Linked DNA regions of Homo sapiens: region 2 is linked to region 1. A link is a loop called in an ENCODE intact Hi-C map of the cell type or tissue named here. Cell type or tissue: IMR-90. All regions are shown on one strand.

Region 1 (8,000 bases):
GTGGGACGATCGCTTGAGCCCAGAAGGTCACAGCTGCAGTGAGCCATGATCACAACACTGCACTCAAGCCTGGGTGACAGAGCCAGACCTTGTCTCCAAAACAAAACAAAACAAAACAAAAAACACTTGAGTTGTGTAATTAAGGACACCTGTAGAAGTCCATGTGCAGTTTGCATAAACAAATCCTTTGCTTAAGATTCTCTGTAAACTTGGCTACCAGGTTCATGTATTATATGGTTGAAGTTGCTGTGTTTATCCCTCTGAATGGAAAGTGTTTTCTACTGGTTTTGTTTTATGGAAGAAAAATGCACCAATAGGATTGCCCATCTTTTAGTTGAATATTCAGTGTTATCCTTATTGTGTTACTGATGATAGTAGTCCCCATAGAGTTTTGTAGAACATAACTGGTTTATCATTTCTGCAAAGCCCTATTTTGTGCCTAATTAATGTAATCATCCCCTTGGGCATGTTTTGCCACATGTCAGTCTTAATATTGATAATCTTTCTTATTGTGAAAGTCAAAACCTTACAAATTAACTTTGTCTAAGTAGTTGACTTTTTAAACATTGTTTGAAAGCCGTCCATTTGAAATTTCAAAATAGGTGTTTGGTATTTCAAGAAGGGAAGTTTTTTTTAAGCCAGAGAAAACTGCTAAAAAATTGTTTATATCCCTCTGACAGTAATTACTTTGAGTAGAACTTAAGGGGTAAATAAAGAGTAATTTCTTTTAAGCTTGGATTATTTCAAATGGAAAATCATGATACTCATGTATCTGCAACTAGTAGTGTTTTAAAATGAAGACGTGTGGTAAGTTATAATGCAGTGGGTCTTTTGGTTTGGTTTATTTGGGAATTTTTTTTTCTCCCTTGGGGCTGTTAGCCATATATATGTATTCCCCCCCGCCCCCCAAGCAAAATAAGAAATGTTACTTGGAATTGTTTGATTTTTGATGATGAATATCAACTTGTTTGTGGGATAAATGAGCAATTATTTATGGGTTCCAGTAATGTATATGGTTTCAGTTTTAACACTAGTTGTCATGAATGTTGAATACATTGAATTAAAATAAATAATTTGGCTTACTCTTTTATTACTGTACTTGTTTAGTGGTAACGTCACATTGGCAACACAATTCTGTGTAGATCTATGGAGACTGATGATTACTTTGTAATTAATAATTAAGATGCTATTTTCAGACAGTTGCGCGAAACTTTTTCTCCGAAAATTTGTGAACCCAACCAGAGACCGGCTGACAGGTTTAATTTTTCTTTGCCCAAAAAGCTCCTGATTTTTTTTCTTTTTCCTTTTTCCTTTTTTTGTGAACAAGTTTTAAAACTAACTGCTGAGACCATTTTTTTTTTAATTTTAGAGAAAAATAAATAAATAACACAAAGTGATGTTACCCAAGCAAGGCCTTCTAATAAAGGAGTGGTCCCCTCACCCATCCCTCCCTACCTGTGCAAGTCCTGCTCACATCAGTTTCCTTCCATCCAATTAGGCGACCTGGGAGACCCAGCCAGTACCGCCCAGACGGACTTCGGAGTGGTGATGGGGTACCTCCAAGAAGCTTACAGGATGGAACCAGGGAAGGTTTTGGACACTCCACATCACTCAAAGTTCCACTGGCTCGATCCCTGCAGATTAGTGAAGAACTACTGAGCAGAAACCAATTGTCCACAGCTGCCAGCCTTGGGCCATCTGGATTACAGAATCATGGACAACACTTAATATTATCCAGGGAAGCCTCTTGGGCAAAACCACATTACGAGTTCAACCTCAGCCGTATGAAGTTCAGGGGAAATGGTGCACTCAGCAACATCAGTGACCTTCCTTTTCTTGCAGAAAACTCTGCCTTTCCAAAAATGGCACTTCAAGCAAAACAAGATGGAAAAAAGGATGTGAGCCATTCATCTCCTGTAGATTTAAAGATACCACAAGTTCGAGGAATGGATCTTTCTTGGGAGTCTCGCACTGGTGATCAGTACAGCTATAGCTCTTTGGTAATGGGTTCACAAACGGAGAGCGCGCTTAGTAAAAAATTAAGGGCTATTCTTCCAAAACAAAGTAGAAAAAGCATGTTAGATGCTGGACCCGATTCTTGGGGCTCAGATGCTGAGCAGTCTACCTCTGGACAGCCATATCCCACATCGGATCAAGAAGGAGACCCTGGCTCCAAGCAGCCTCGGAAGAAAAGAGGGCGTTACAGACAGTACAACAGTGAGATACTGGAGGAAGCAATCTCAGTGGTTATGAGTGGAAAAATGAGTGTTTCCAAAGCTCAGAGTATTTATGGGATTCCCCACAGTACACTGGAGTACAAAGTAAAGGAGAGGCTGGGCACTTTGAAAAACCCTCCAAAGAAAAAGATGAAATTAATGAGGTCGGAGGGGCCAGATGTTTCTGTAAAGATTGAATTAGATCCCCAGGGAGAGGCAGCACAAAGTGCAAATGAATCAAAAAACGAGTAGGAATACTGTAGAGTGCCAATTACTGTACAAACTGGGTGAGCACTACTGCATCATTGTTCAGCTATCATTGCTTGCACGTAATTTCATTTACTGTGACACTTGCTTCTTTGCAGATTTTGCATTGACTTGTGTGTACAGAGATGAAATGTGCATTCTGAATGTTGCATATTTTAAATTTTTCATGTGCAGTATGGCTCGGAATATGTTTGGCCTTTTGCATGTTTCTCTACAAAAGAGAATTGAGTTACCTCACAGAGAACAGATACATGGAAGTGGACTCCTTGCCTGTAGAGCCTGCATGCTTTTTTGTTTTTTTTTGTTGTTGTTGTTTTTTCTTAAGTTATATTTGTTTTTACTTTTTAAAAAAGAAGAGGAAACAAAGCCCCCTTTTAGAAACTACGTCTGTCATACTGGGAGCTTTATCACTGCAAATTGGAAAGCCATCTTATACAAAATTATTCACATTTTTCATCTACGATTCAACTAATCGAAGGATTAAACTAAAGAAAAAACTAAGAAGAACAATGAACCTTTGACTTTGAGAAATTTGGTTATTCACTGACATAATTATTGGGTCATTTATAGTTACATTTTATAATTTTCTTCTCACTATTAAATTTATTTAAATTAGCAAGCTATTAGTGCTCACCCAGAGGGGAAGGTGGTGGAAAATGTGCACACACTACCTTCAGAAATGCTTCAGTTAATTACTTTGAACACTACCTTTGCTGTAATTTCATTTGAGATTTTCTAAGGGTAGAATTTGGTCTCACCAACAAGTGAGGATATAGCCTTATCTCATGGAGGACGAGCTCCGTATTTACTCAGGAGCAGTCAGGGTACATTACATAAAACAATGGAGGATGCCTCATTTTAGCAAACTAGGTTTCTTTGTATTCTTCAGTCCTTTTACAGAATTGATGTGCTAACTGAATATCATTGCAGCAACTAGACTAAGATATTCAAGATCTCTTTATTGGGGATGGGAGAAATAGGGAAAGAAATGTGTATAAGTAATTATGATATTGCAAAAGTGATACTTAGATTTTACAGCCTCAGTAGTCTGCCCAGTGTCCACATTAATGAAGGATCCATGTTTGTAGTGAGAGAAAAAAACCCCAAGGTAACCCGATATGATTTAGGATGCATATCAGTTCTAACAATTCAATCAGAAGTCAAGCTCATTGGAATTCCTTTTTTAACTGATCCAAATACTAGTAGAAGGGGGAGGGAGAGGTGTTGGGTTTTTTTTTTAAGTTTTTATTTAATTTTGTTGGTTAGAATTTTTTTCTGTTTTTGGCATCCTACATAATACCCCCCTTCTTGACTTTTTCTGATAATTAGCTGATATTCATGGTTGTTTAGCACACAGTTCAGGACCTTTGAGATCATGTTTGTATAAGCACTCCTTGAAGAATATCTAAGCTTTTTCTGAGATGGGCTTTTAAAATTATAATAAGGGAAGTTTATTTTCTGCGGTTTTTGCAAGAATAAGCAAAGCCCATGGAATTTAATTTTTCATTGTGATCAGATTAAAATTACTATTTGTGCAAAACAAATTCCACACCACATGTACTGTATATTCTAATCTGCTGAGAAAGGTGGTCAGGCCCTTCTAAATGCTTAACCAAAAACAAACATTATTGGAGTTTCAGTGTAAAATAAAATTAAAATTGGAGGGTTGGTTAGATTGATTTCAGATGGATACTAACAGTTTGAGGGGAGGTCCAGATATTTCCAAGGCATAAATTCTTGCCTGGAAACTTTGGAGCAATTAATTAAATTAGGTTAAGTTTTCCCTCAGCAACCTGTGTGTTCAAAGGTTAGGCACACCATTGCTGTTACTAAAATACATGCACTGCTCATTCTTGACATAGCTTGGGTGTGGGTTCCTCTTGTTTTGGTTATTTTGTGTAGCAGTTTAATCAGTGGATAACTGAGCCTGTTTCCTCTTAGCTTTCTAGACTTCTTAACAGAAAAAACAGTTTGGGTTCAATAGCATTTTATGATTCTACAATATTTTGTCACCTAGCTGGAAGTTGCAATAAAAATTCCTTATGAAATATATGGTTTTCATCTGTAATTGAAGGAAATCATAGAAAGTTTGCTGAAAGCAAAGGGCTAAGCTTATGAAGGAATGCCTCCTTTGTTACACACTCAAGAATTTGTCAGCACACAATTAATTGCAGCCATAGTACCTTTTTGCGTAATGTTTGGGATATTCAGTAGCCCAGGATTGCTACAAAAAGGTCCTTTGAGAAAATTAATTTGTGCTTGCTTTTATCCCCTCTCAGAAAGACATCACTAAAGGCCCATTAAAAATCTGGCCCTAAAAGTTCAACTTTTGTAGAGTTTATTGTTCAGAGAGGTTTAATCCTATGTGGTAGTCTATATAAGTGATGTATGAGTTGAGTTATGTAAATTTTGTCATTGTAGTGTACATGGAGTGATCATTTTACTAACATAAATATTTTCTATGTGTGTTTCAGTGGATGACAATCGAGCAGCAGAAGAATGGTGTGCCTACCCTTTAATGCTGCAGTTTAAGAGAACTTGTATTGTGTCATTTCAGATTGTAGGCTGAGAGTTGTAAATAGTGAAAATTTGAGTACTTCTATTATTTGTTTTGGTTAGAAAGTGAATTTAAAAAACAAACCAAACTCTAAACTTTCTCAGATTAAAAGTCCTGAGACCTGAAGATTGTAATATTCATGTCTGTGAAGCTTTTAAACATTACACTTGAGATCAGTCATGACTTGATATTCAGGTAAATTTTCTTTTCCAAGAAGCTTTTGAATAAGCATATTTCCTCCAAAGGTCTCTCTCTTTCTCTCTCTTTTTTTGAGTGTAGATTATTTTAAAGCACTAATTGCATTACATTGGTAACTGCAATATAAAATAGCCATTATTGTTTTGTGAAGCATGGTTGAAATTAGCTAGTGGTCCCTTTTGAATTTCATGAGCCTCTCAAAAAAGAAAAACTTAAAAAAAAAAAAAAAAAAAAACAAAAAGCTGCTGGAATATTTCAAAAGATATATATTTTACCTTATTATAGGTTTTGTAAAGTTAGTTTGTAATATTCAGGTGCACTTTTAATGTTAAATTTTGTGTTCAGAGTTCCATTATACCATGTATTTCTCGGAGGTGGCTCATCACACGGCTGGTGGCAGTCTTGGTGCCGCAGTGATTCCTTAATATTTGATTTCTCTCTTGATTTGCCACTATTCTGTATTGGCACTTTCAGTGTAGATATTCTAGTTTGGGGATGTCCTCACAATGTGTAATAGAGATTGGTCTATTAGCATGCTTAATTTCTGCTAATCAGAGTTTTGCATGGCCCAAACAACAGTTGACCATTTTTATGGTATGGGAAAGTGTAGTTCACAACTGTCTTTGTCACGAAAGCCGTTTTTCCTCACATTTTCCAGTAGGCAGATAACATTACTTAAATTATTAATATATAACACTCTTGGAACTATTGATAGGAAATAATGTATTTAAAATAATTTTTTGCATTTTCAGAGACCTTGATGTTATAGGGTAGATAAGCTATGGCACTATAAAATCAAAAACACTAATTCTGTGGAAGGATATCTAGTTGGTATTTTTATCTTTAGCTTTCTCATTTCTGAGACAGCATAGTCATCCAGCTTGATGGTAATGTAGTATATTACTTTGTTCAGTGGGCTTATAAGTGACTCTGAATTATGTTTGTGATGAGCTATACACTTTTTTTCTGTTCCCCAAATACCATGAAGGACAAGGTCACTCTTTCAGGAAAAATAATTTATATTTGTGTATAATACTTTTTAATATTAAGTTTGTTGTTCTGAAGTTTAGATGTTGCTTGATAAACCTTTGCTGCAGCAGATCATGAATATGAGTAAGGCTTTGTGTGATAATAGGGGTCCTTATGTGAAGTTAATTACTGTTCAGTTCTGGTGAGCAAGCTCAACAAGTGTGAAGTGTGTATTAGCTTTATTTGGTACACTTTTACTTTACAATATCGAAGTGCTTTTAGAACTCTGGTTATCTTATATAAACCATTACCTCAACCAATTGGCATTTCTTTTCCCCAACATTTACCTTAGCTATAATATGAGCTATGTGGGATCAGATGGTAAAACTATAAAAGGCACAATGAGAAGTTTAGTTCCCAAGTTTTGGAGAGAACTCTAAATTAGACTAAAAACAACTACCTGTTAACACCAATATCATAACTACCTTCTGTCGTTAGGCAGTACATAGCAACCTTTGAGCTGCTAGTGAGCTATCTGTTCTCCCCCTACCCCCAAGTAAGCACACAGTGCCAGGCCTGGTTCTAAGCCTTTGTGATTCTCTTACATCTCATTGACCCATAATAGTGAAGCATGGATTCATTTATTTTCATAAGACAAATTGAGTCAGCTCGATGTCAGAAGTTGAAAATATTTTGAGTAGTTTAACAGTTATATGAGAGATTGGCATCATTTTCTTTAACAGCTTTTATCTTTGTAGATTTCCTTTTGAGACATGTATTTTTGCTTTTATAATCCTTTCATTAAATGCCAGAGGTTGTTTTCATATTAATCACTCTTTTCTGTATATTCAGGTTGCTGTCATTGGTGATAGAATATGGCAATAGACAGAATTGTGCTCCACTTTATGTTTTTTAGGAGATATTGAAAGTTATAGGTTAAATTTTGGCCTTCTTGAAGATATCAAAGATTGTTTTCCTTGTTACCTTTAATTAGAATTTGGTCTTCATTAATGCTTTGGTCAGGCTAGCATTACTAAAAACTTGATGGCTTCAGCAGAACAGCCCGTTTAGGAGACTATTAAGCTATCTAGGGATTTTTTTTCAAATTAATTGCTTTCAAAATCTGAAAAGGAAAAAAGTATAATTGTGGTACAAAGAAGACAGATCTCCAGGCTCTTTCTTCTCAGTTTATTTTGGTTTAATTCTGTACTGGAGACTTGAATAGGATTTGTGAACATGGTGATGGAAAGAAAAATAGAGGACATTATTTGTGTACCCTCATTCCTGAATAATCTTGCAGTCACCTTTTAAAGAAGCAGACATTAGCCCTGTAACACAACACTGTAGCTATAAACTCTAAGTGTTAGGAAGGAGATTGGGGTGGGGAGGGTGGAGTAGGATGGAAAAAGCATGTAGACTTCTGAGAAGAGGCTAAAAATTCTGCCCTATAATACTAAAAATGAGTCACAAGATAATGTGGTGAAGTTAGGCCATCTTGATTTGATAGAAAAATCTTTTACATTGTTTAAAAATGAGAATCGAGGCTAATTAATGTTGATTTGACAATAGAACATGAGCTAATTCTGCAACCGTTTGGGGGGTAATTTTATGGTTTCCAGTTCATTTAGAGCTGTATCAAGAAAAGCTAAAAAGCAAGCACTTTTAGTTAATCATAGATTTATTGGATATAGCAAATATTATTATAATATTTAATCTCTATTATTTGAATGTGGAAATGAACTCTTTTACCCCATCTTGAACTGTCATTGAACATGCTCAAGATGATCAACACT
Region 2 (8,000 bases), 120 kb before region 1:
TGTGTCATATGATGGTGCAAGCAAATGCTAGGGGTGTTTAGAAGTGAAATCTCTCCCGAGTTGATGGACGATTTCGTGAAGAAGGTGGTGGATTTTTGCTTCGTTCTGATGGAAAAGGCATTCCATTCATGAGAAATGGCATGAGCAAAAGTGGAGAAGGACAGCAATGACTTGTCAATTTAAACTGCAGTTCATGATTAGTGTAAGGGATATACACATGATAGGTTTGCAAAGGTAGGTTGTAGGATTTTCTAATGCAGGTTAGAAAGTGGAGACTTTTTGTTAGGCAACTTGCAGTTTGCAACACGTTTCTTTCCTTAGCTCAGGGGAGGAATGGTAGCTTTAGTTAAGGATTTCATTGTGGAACTCTACAAAAATGACACAGATTCTTTTTTTTTTTTTTTTGAGACGGAGTCTCGCTCTGTCGCCTAGGCTGGAGTGCAGTGGCACCATTTCAGCTCACTGCAAGTTCCGCCTCCTGGGTTCAAGCCATTCTCCTGCCTCAGCCTCCGAGTAGCTGGGACTACAGGTGCCCGCCACCACGCTCGGCTAATTTTTTGTCTTTTTAGTAGAGACGGGGTTTCACCGTGTTAGCCAGGATGGTCTTGATCTGCTGACCTCGTGATCTGCCCGCCTTGGCCTCCCAAAGTGCTGGGATTACAGGCATGAGCCACTGCGTCCCTCTATGTATGCCCAGGCTGGAGTGCAGTGGCGTGATCTTGGCTCACTGCAACCTCCACCTCCCAGGTTTAAGAAATTCTGTGCCTCAGCCTCCCAAATAGCTGGGATTACAGGCTCGTGCCACCACGCCCAGCTAATTTTTTTGTATTTTTAGTAGAGATGAGGGTTCAGCATCTTGGCCAGGCTGGTCTTGAACTCCTGACCTCGTGATCCACCACCTCGGCCTCCCAAAGTGCTGGGATTACAGGCGTGAGCCACCGTGCCCGGCCGACAGATTCTTTTTTAAACCACCTTTACAGGGACAATATTATCATCCACAAGAGTATTATCTTCTAAGCAAGCTCATTTGGAGGTTATGCCTTCCATTGCTGTTACAGACCTATTTTTGGAATACCTTTAGGATTGACAGATTATCATCCTTGGAAGTTGGAGTTGGTATTTGGAAAGAGTCAAAAAGTATTTGCTGTGAAATGTGGCAATTAAAGGTATATGTTAAATAATGGGATTGGCTTTCTTCCCTGGCTTGCAGTCTAGCTCGGAAAGCTCAGTAGAGGGGCTTGATTTGTTTCGATGTGCCTCTGAACCTCTCTCTTAATTCATATTTCCCGTAAGTCTGTCCATCTGTTGTGTGGAATCTCAGTTTGTGATATTGGATAGATGCAAATAAGCAAAGCTGTTACTTTTCATAGTTTCAAATGAAAAACTCAACATCACTACTGTATAAATTATTTTCTAGTCTATCTGTGTTTATTTTTAAATTCCTTTTACTATTCTATACACTTGCACATTGCTCTGGGGGTAAAAATCCAATATAAACCATTAGCTCATTTTATTGACCATTCTTGTATTCAGCAAGTATCCCAAGTACAGTGGTCCATACCTTGAATTTTTTTTCACTTTTTAAGTGAGATATAATTTACATACCATAACAACTTAGTGGGTTTCAGTTATTTCAAATACAAGGTTGTACATATATCATCACTGTCTAATTCCAGAACATTTTATTTTTATTTTTTCTCAGCAGTGGGGTCCTGCCATGTTGCCCAGGCTGGTCTTGAACTCCTGGGCTCAAGTGATCCTCCTGCCTCAGTCTCCCAAAGTCCTGGGATTACAGGTGTGCGCCACCACACCCACCCTCAAAACATTTTTATTTCCTAAAAAAGAAACCCCACATCCATAGGCAGTTCCACATTCCGTTCTTCCTATGATCCAGCTCTTGGCAGCTACTATAATTTGTTTTCTGTTTCTGTGGATTTGTCTATTCTGGACATAGCATGTAATTGGAGTCATACAATATATGGCTTTTTGTGCCTGGCTTCTTTCACTTAGCATAATGTTTTTAAGATTCATTCATGTTGTAGCATTATCAGCACTTTGTTTCTTTTATGGCTAAATAACACTGCATTGTGTGGACATACCACATTTTGTTTATCCGTTAATCAGTTGATGGATATTTGGGTTGTTTCCACTTCGGGGCTATTATGGATGATGCTTCTCTGAATATTTGTGTACAAGTTTTTGTGTGGACATTTGTTTTTAGTTCACTTGAGTATGTACCTAGGATGGAATTACTGGGTCATGTGGTAACTGTTTTAATTTCGTAGGAACTGCCAAATTGTTTCCTAAAGTGGCTACGGTATTTTACATTCCCATCAGTACTGTATGACAGTTCCGTTTATCCACATCCACTCCAACACTTGTTGTTATCTGTTTTGATTATATAATAGCTATTTTAGTGGGTATGAAGTCGTATTTCAAAAAAACAAGAAATAAATACAAAAAAATAAGACAAGTTATATTTCATTGTGGTTTTGATTTGCATTTTCCTAACAGTGTGTTAAGCATCTTTTCATGTGCTTGTTGGCCATTTGCATACCTTTGGAGATACATTTATTCAGATCCCTTGCCCATTTTTAAAATTGGGTTATTATTTATTGTTGAATTGTAAGAATTGTGTATATATTCTGGATATACTTACAGTGTATGCTTTGCAGATATTTTTTCTCATACTCCCCATTTAAGAACAAATACAGATCAATACATGACCAGATACACTGTAACAAAAGCTAAACTGCAGGATACCTTATGAAGAGAATAAGGAGCGTAGTAATAGAACGAAATAGAATTCTCAAGAAAAGCCAGGTGCGGTGTCTCACACCTGTAATCCCAGTACTATGGGATTACAACTCCATTTGCAAGAGTTTGGATAGAGAAGGACACCTTTGCTCTATATTGCCCTGTCACAAATGTTTTGAATGAATCTGTTCCATTTCTGAGTTTAGTGAGAATTTGGGTAGTGAGAGGAATCTCACTAGCAGTATTTTTGAAATTTAAGATTACATTTTTTTTGTTTGCATTTTATAAAAACCCAGACATCTGACAAGTTATACAATATATTTTTTCTTGCTTTTTTTTTTTGAGACGAAGTCTGGCTCTGTTGCCCAGGTTGGACTGCAGTGGCGTGATCATGGCTTATTGCAACCTCTGTCTTCCAGGTTCAAGTAATTCTCCTGCCTCAGCCTCCCTAGTTGCTGGTATTACAGGCGGGTGGCACCATACCCAGCTAATTTTTTTGTAGTTTTAGGAAAGACAGGGTTTCACCCTTTTGGCCAGGCTGGTCTCAAACTCCTGACGTTCCGCCTCTCTTGGCCTCCCAGAGTGCTGGGATTACAGGTGTGAGCCACCACCCCTGGTTTATATTTTGTTTCCTGGTGCTAAGTTAAATATACTGTTTTTAAAGTGTTTGTTTGAATTTCGTTGATTCTTGGTTTCTCTGATTTTTGAATTGGTTAGGTTTGGTCTGTTACAAAGTGTCAGGTATAATGATGTCTTAAGGATGAAACTAAGTATCTTATGGGGTAGATGGCCGAATTTAAGAATCTTTTGCTTAATGGATTGTGAGGGTCAAGTTAGGAAAGCTGTGTAGTAATGAGTGGCATCTTCTAATGATTTTTGGTCTTCTTTTTATTCCTTTGTTTCATGTTTTAATCTACTTTTTGATAAAGAGAGTTGTAGATTCTTTTAGCATATCACTTAATCATTTTTCTGAATTCATTATTGTGCAAGCCAGTGAATTTTACATAGTAAAAACTAGTATTTGTTGTATCTTTACTATAATGAAGTTCTTATAATTGAGGGTAATAGAAGGATCCTGTCATGTGTAATGTGCATTTGTTAGTATAAGAGCAGGATACGTCAGGGTTTGCTAAAAGAAAAAAATGATGGCTGTAACTAGGGTTTAGACTAACGTTTCAAATTTGGTATTGGGAGACTAGAAATTAATATGCTTCAGACATGTCTATTTTAAAATTTCCTCTCTATATATTTTTTAAAATTTAGATTAAAGAAAAATAGAGATGGGGTCTGGGATTACAGGCATGAGCCACTGCTCCTGGTCTAGACCTGTCTAAAGGGACTTTTCTTTAGACTTTAAATGTTTTCTAGAGCTTAAAGACAAAAAATAAATTTTACTCAGTTGTGCCTTACAATTGTATTAAAAACTATTATAACAATACCATTTGAAGTAAAGCAGCGTTTGTTATAACTTCTGAATCATTGAAAATTAGTCCATCACAGGCCAGGTGGCTCACGCCTGTAATTCCAGCACACTGGAAGGCTGAGGCAGGCAAGTCGCTTGAGCCCAGGAGTTGGAGACAAGCCTGGGCAACATGGTGAAACCTTGTCTCCACACAAAATACAAAAATTAGCTTTAGCTGTGTGTGGTTTTGTGTACCTGTAGTCCCAGCTACTCGGAAGGCTGAGGTGGGAGGATCGCTTGAGCCCAGGAGGTCGAGGATGCAGTGAGTCATGATTGCATCACTGTACTCTAGCCTGAGGGACAGAGTGAGACCCTGTCTCAGGAAAAAAGAGAAGTTCATCACAGTTGTTTACAGAGGTGAAGGGGATTACTTAGAAACATATAGTTGTCTCACAAGAATTTTTTAAATGTGCAGTAATCTAGATGAATAATTAACTCTTTAAAATAACAGAAAGCAGAAAGTATCAGAAAATGTATTAATGGTATCACCATCTTATATATCTGCATGACACATTTAATACTTTCTAGAAAACTTACACTTTTTTTTTTTTTTTTTTGAGACAGTCTTGCTGTGTCAGCCAGGCTGGAGTGCAGTGGCACAATCTCGGCCCACTGCAACCTCCATCTCCCAGGCTGAAGCAATTATCTTGCCTTAGCCTCCCGAGTAGCTGGGATTAGAGGTGTGTGCCACCATGCCCGGCTAATTTTTGTATTTTTAGTAGAGACGGGGTTTCACCATGTTGGCCAGGCTGGTCTCGAACTCCTGACCTCAAGTGATCTGCCCACCTTGGCCTCCCAAAGTGTTGGGATTACAGACATGAGCCACCGCGCCTGGCCAAGACTTTCTTTTTGGATTAGAAGATGTTGTGAACACCAGTATTATTTCCCATGATAATTGCTATTATTGGAAAGCCTGTTGTTTTAAAAAATAAATAAATAAATAAATAATAAAAAAATATAGAGATGAGGTCTCATTATGCTGCCCAGGCTGGTCTCGAGCTCCTGGACTCAAGCAGTCCTCCCACCTCAACGTCCCAAAGTGCTGGGATTACAGGCATGAGCCACTCCACCCGGCCAGAGCATTATTATTTTTACTCATAATACTAGATAGTCTGTGACTGTTGTTTTTGATCTCATGATTAGCTTATTTTTCATAAAATCTGAATCATTTTATCATTATCAAAAAATGATTATTGTGTATAGTTCTCTTAGTACGTGATTTTTTAGAGTTTTGCAGAAGGTAAAAGCATGCTTTACCTTTCCTAAACTCACAGTATAAAGGGAAAGAGAGGCCAGGCACAGTGGCTCATGCCTGTAATCCCAGCACTTTGGGAGGCCGAGGCGGGTGGATCACGAGGTCAAGAGATCGAGACCGTCCTGGCCAACATGGTGAAACCCCCATCTTTACTAAAAATACAAAAATTAGCCGGGTGTGGTGGCATGCACCTGTAGCCCCAGCTGCTTGGGAGGCTGAGGCAGGAGAATCGCTTGAACCCGGGAGGTGGAGTTGCAGTGAGCCGAGATTGCGCCTCTGCACTCCAGCCTGGTGACAGATCAAGGCTCAATCTCAAAATACATACATACATACATAAATAGGAAAGAGAAACTAAAGGGATCTATAGAATGTATCCTACTTGATAAAAGAAAATTCCACATGTGAAAATGTGAATTTACCACAAAGACATCTGTTTCACTTTACAACATAATTCATATCTGATTTAATATAGTAACAGGCTCCTCTGGTACGTTTAGAATGATCAGTTGATACAAAAATTTTCTAAAAAGCTTGCTTTTTTTTCTTTTCTTTTCTTTTTTTTTTTTTTTTGAGACTGAGTCTGGCTCCGTCACCCAGGCTGGAGTGCAGTGGTGTGATCTCGGCTCACTGCATCCTTTTCCTCCCAGGTTCAAGTGATTCTTCTGCCTCAGCCTTCCGAGTAGCCGGGATTACAGGCATATGCCACCACAGCCCACTAGTTCTTGTTTTTTTTGGTAGAGAGGGGTTTTACCATGTTGGCCAGGCTGGTCTTGAACTCCTGACTGTGAGTGATCCACCCACCTTGGCCCCCCAAATTGCTGGGATTACAGGTGTGAGCCATCATGGCCCGCCCCTAGTTTATACAAATTTTTGAAATAAGTATACATTGTATGTAGAGGAAGCGAATGTTGAATTTGTTAAATTGAGTCATGCACAGATTCAGTTTGATGATCTCTTGTTTTTCACGTTTTTTTATTGTTGCCATTGCATGGATATTTGTGAACTTTTACCTGGCTACTCCTCTTCCTTCCAGTCAATGCAAGCATGTTTTGTTTGTTTTTTTGGAGACAAGGTCTGGTTCTGTCTCCCTGGCTGGAATGCAGCGGCATGATCATAGCTCACTGTAAACTCAAACTCCTGGGGTCAAAGTGATCCTCCTGCCTCAGCCCCTGGAGTATCTGGGAATGCAGCATGTTTCATCATGCCTGGCTAGTTTTTGTTTTGTTTTGTTTTTGGTAGAGATGAGGTCTTGCTATGTAGCCCAGGCTTGTCTCGATCCCCTGGCCTCAAGTGGTCCTCCTGCCTCAGCCTCCCAAAGTGCTGGGATTACAGGCATAAGTGTCTTTGGCCCAATGCAAGCGTATTTTCTAGGTTGTTTGTAGGTATTTACCCTTATATCTGCCCACTGGATATTATCCTGTTCTCTTTTACCTTTTTTTCGATTCAGTATTTATCAAAGCTAGAAAGGATGACGTAACTTGTTTTCTTGTCCAGCCATATCATTTAAAGGGAAAGGAATTTAAAATAAATCTTTTAGTTTGGAAAACTTCAAACATACAGAAAAGTAGAATAGTACAGTGAACAAACACCCAGCTACATCAACTAATGGCTATTCTTGTTTCATCCCTAACTGAATTATTTTGGAGCAAATTCCAGACACCATATTTAGTATTGAATCTTGGTTGTATCCTTTTGTATGGCACCATCTTCCTTTTCCCACCTCGCATCCCCATCAAGTGGTTCATAAGTTTAAAGAAATAAATAAGACATTTAAATATGGAGAAGTTTTTGCTTCTGTTTTGTTTACTTGTAATGTTTCTTAAAAGCTACCATATGTTGAGCATTTACTGTGTGACAGACAAGAGACCTTTGATGTTGTTAACATCTGTTTTACAGGCGGGGAAACAGATTTAGGGAGATTACAGATTTGATTCGTAATCACTCAGCTAAAATGTGGTAGACCTGGGATTGGAAATCAAAATTTTATGCTCTTTAACCTACCTACCTTCCCACCCTCCCTCCCTCCCTTCCTTCCCCCCTCCCTCCCTTCCTTCCCTCCCTCCCTCCCCTCCTGTACCCCCACACACCCCAAGACAGGGGTCACTGTGTCACCCAGGCTTGGAGTGCAGTGGCATGATCCTAACTCAGTGCAGCCTCCGACTCCTGGACTCAACTGATCCTCCTGCCTTAGCCTCCCTAGTAGCTGGGACTATGGGTATACTCCATGGTGCCTGGCTAATATTTTTATTTTTTGTAAAGACGGGGTCTTGCTTTGTTACCCAGTTTTCTTCAATCTTCAGCATTATGCATATGCCCTTCTTTTAGAATTTCCATTAAGTTGCCCGTCTTTGTTTCTAATTACTGATTGCTTATGTGCTTTATGTTACATTAAGGTATTTTGGTTTCTCTACCCATAATCTTACCATAAACAGGAGTTTATTCTATTCATTTTCTGTTCTCTGGCTTTGACTAGAATACCTTGCCTCCTTCTCTTCAGCTGTCACAGTCCTATTTGTGTTTCCTTTT

The links. A loop is a pair of places that touch in the nucleus more often than their neighbours do. Peaks named below come from ENCODE experiments on the same cell type or tissue, not always from the same donor. Only the 100,000 strongest peaks of a DNase experiment are listed, where the experiment ranks them.
Region 2: it touches region 1 in a loop (2.5-fold over the local background); 3 of 110 quality-filtered maps call a loop at or near these places.

What each region holds. Positions count from the first base shown.
Region 1 is chr10:96,953,455-96,961,454 of GRCh38, forward strand. All of the region lies in intron 7 of LCOR (ligand dependent nuclear receptor corepressor), which reads left to right. Among named protein-coding and RNA genes, the nearest start is that of LCOR, 130 kb to the left of the region's middle. In IMR-90, no CTCF peak of the experiment used is centred here; no DNase peak of the experiment used is centred here.
Region 2 is chr10:96,836,605-96,844,604 of GRCh38, forward strand. The region is part of intron 2 of LCOR (ligand dependent nuclear receptor corepressor); the gene reads left to right. Among named protein-coding and RNA genes, the nearest start is that of LCOR, 8.3 kb to the left of the region's middle. RefSeq lists enhancers at 668-1,168, 3,206-3,705, 4,348-4,642, 6,240-6,739. In IMR-90, no CTCF peak of the experiment used is centred here; a DNase peak (open chromatin) is centred at 4,487; H3K27ac peaks cover 319 bases.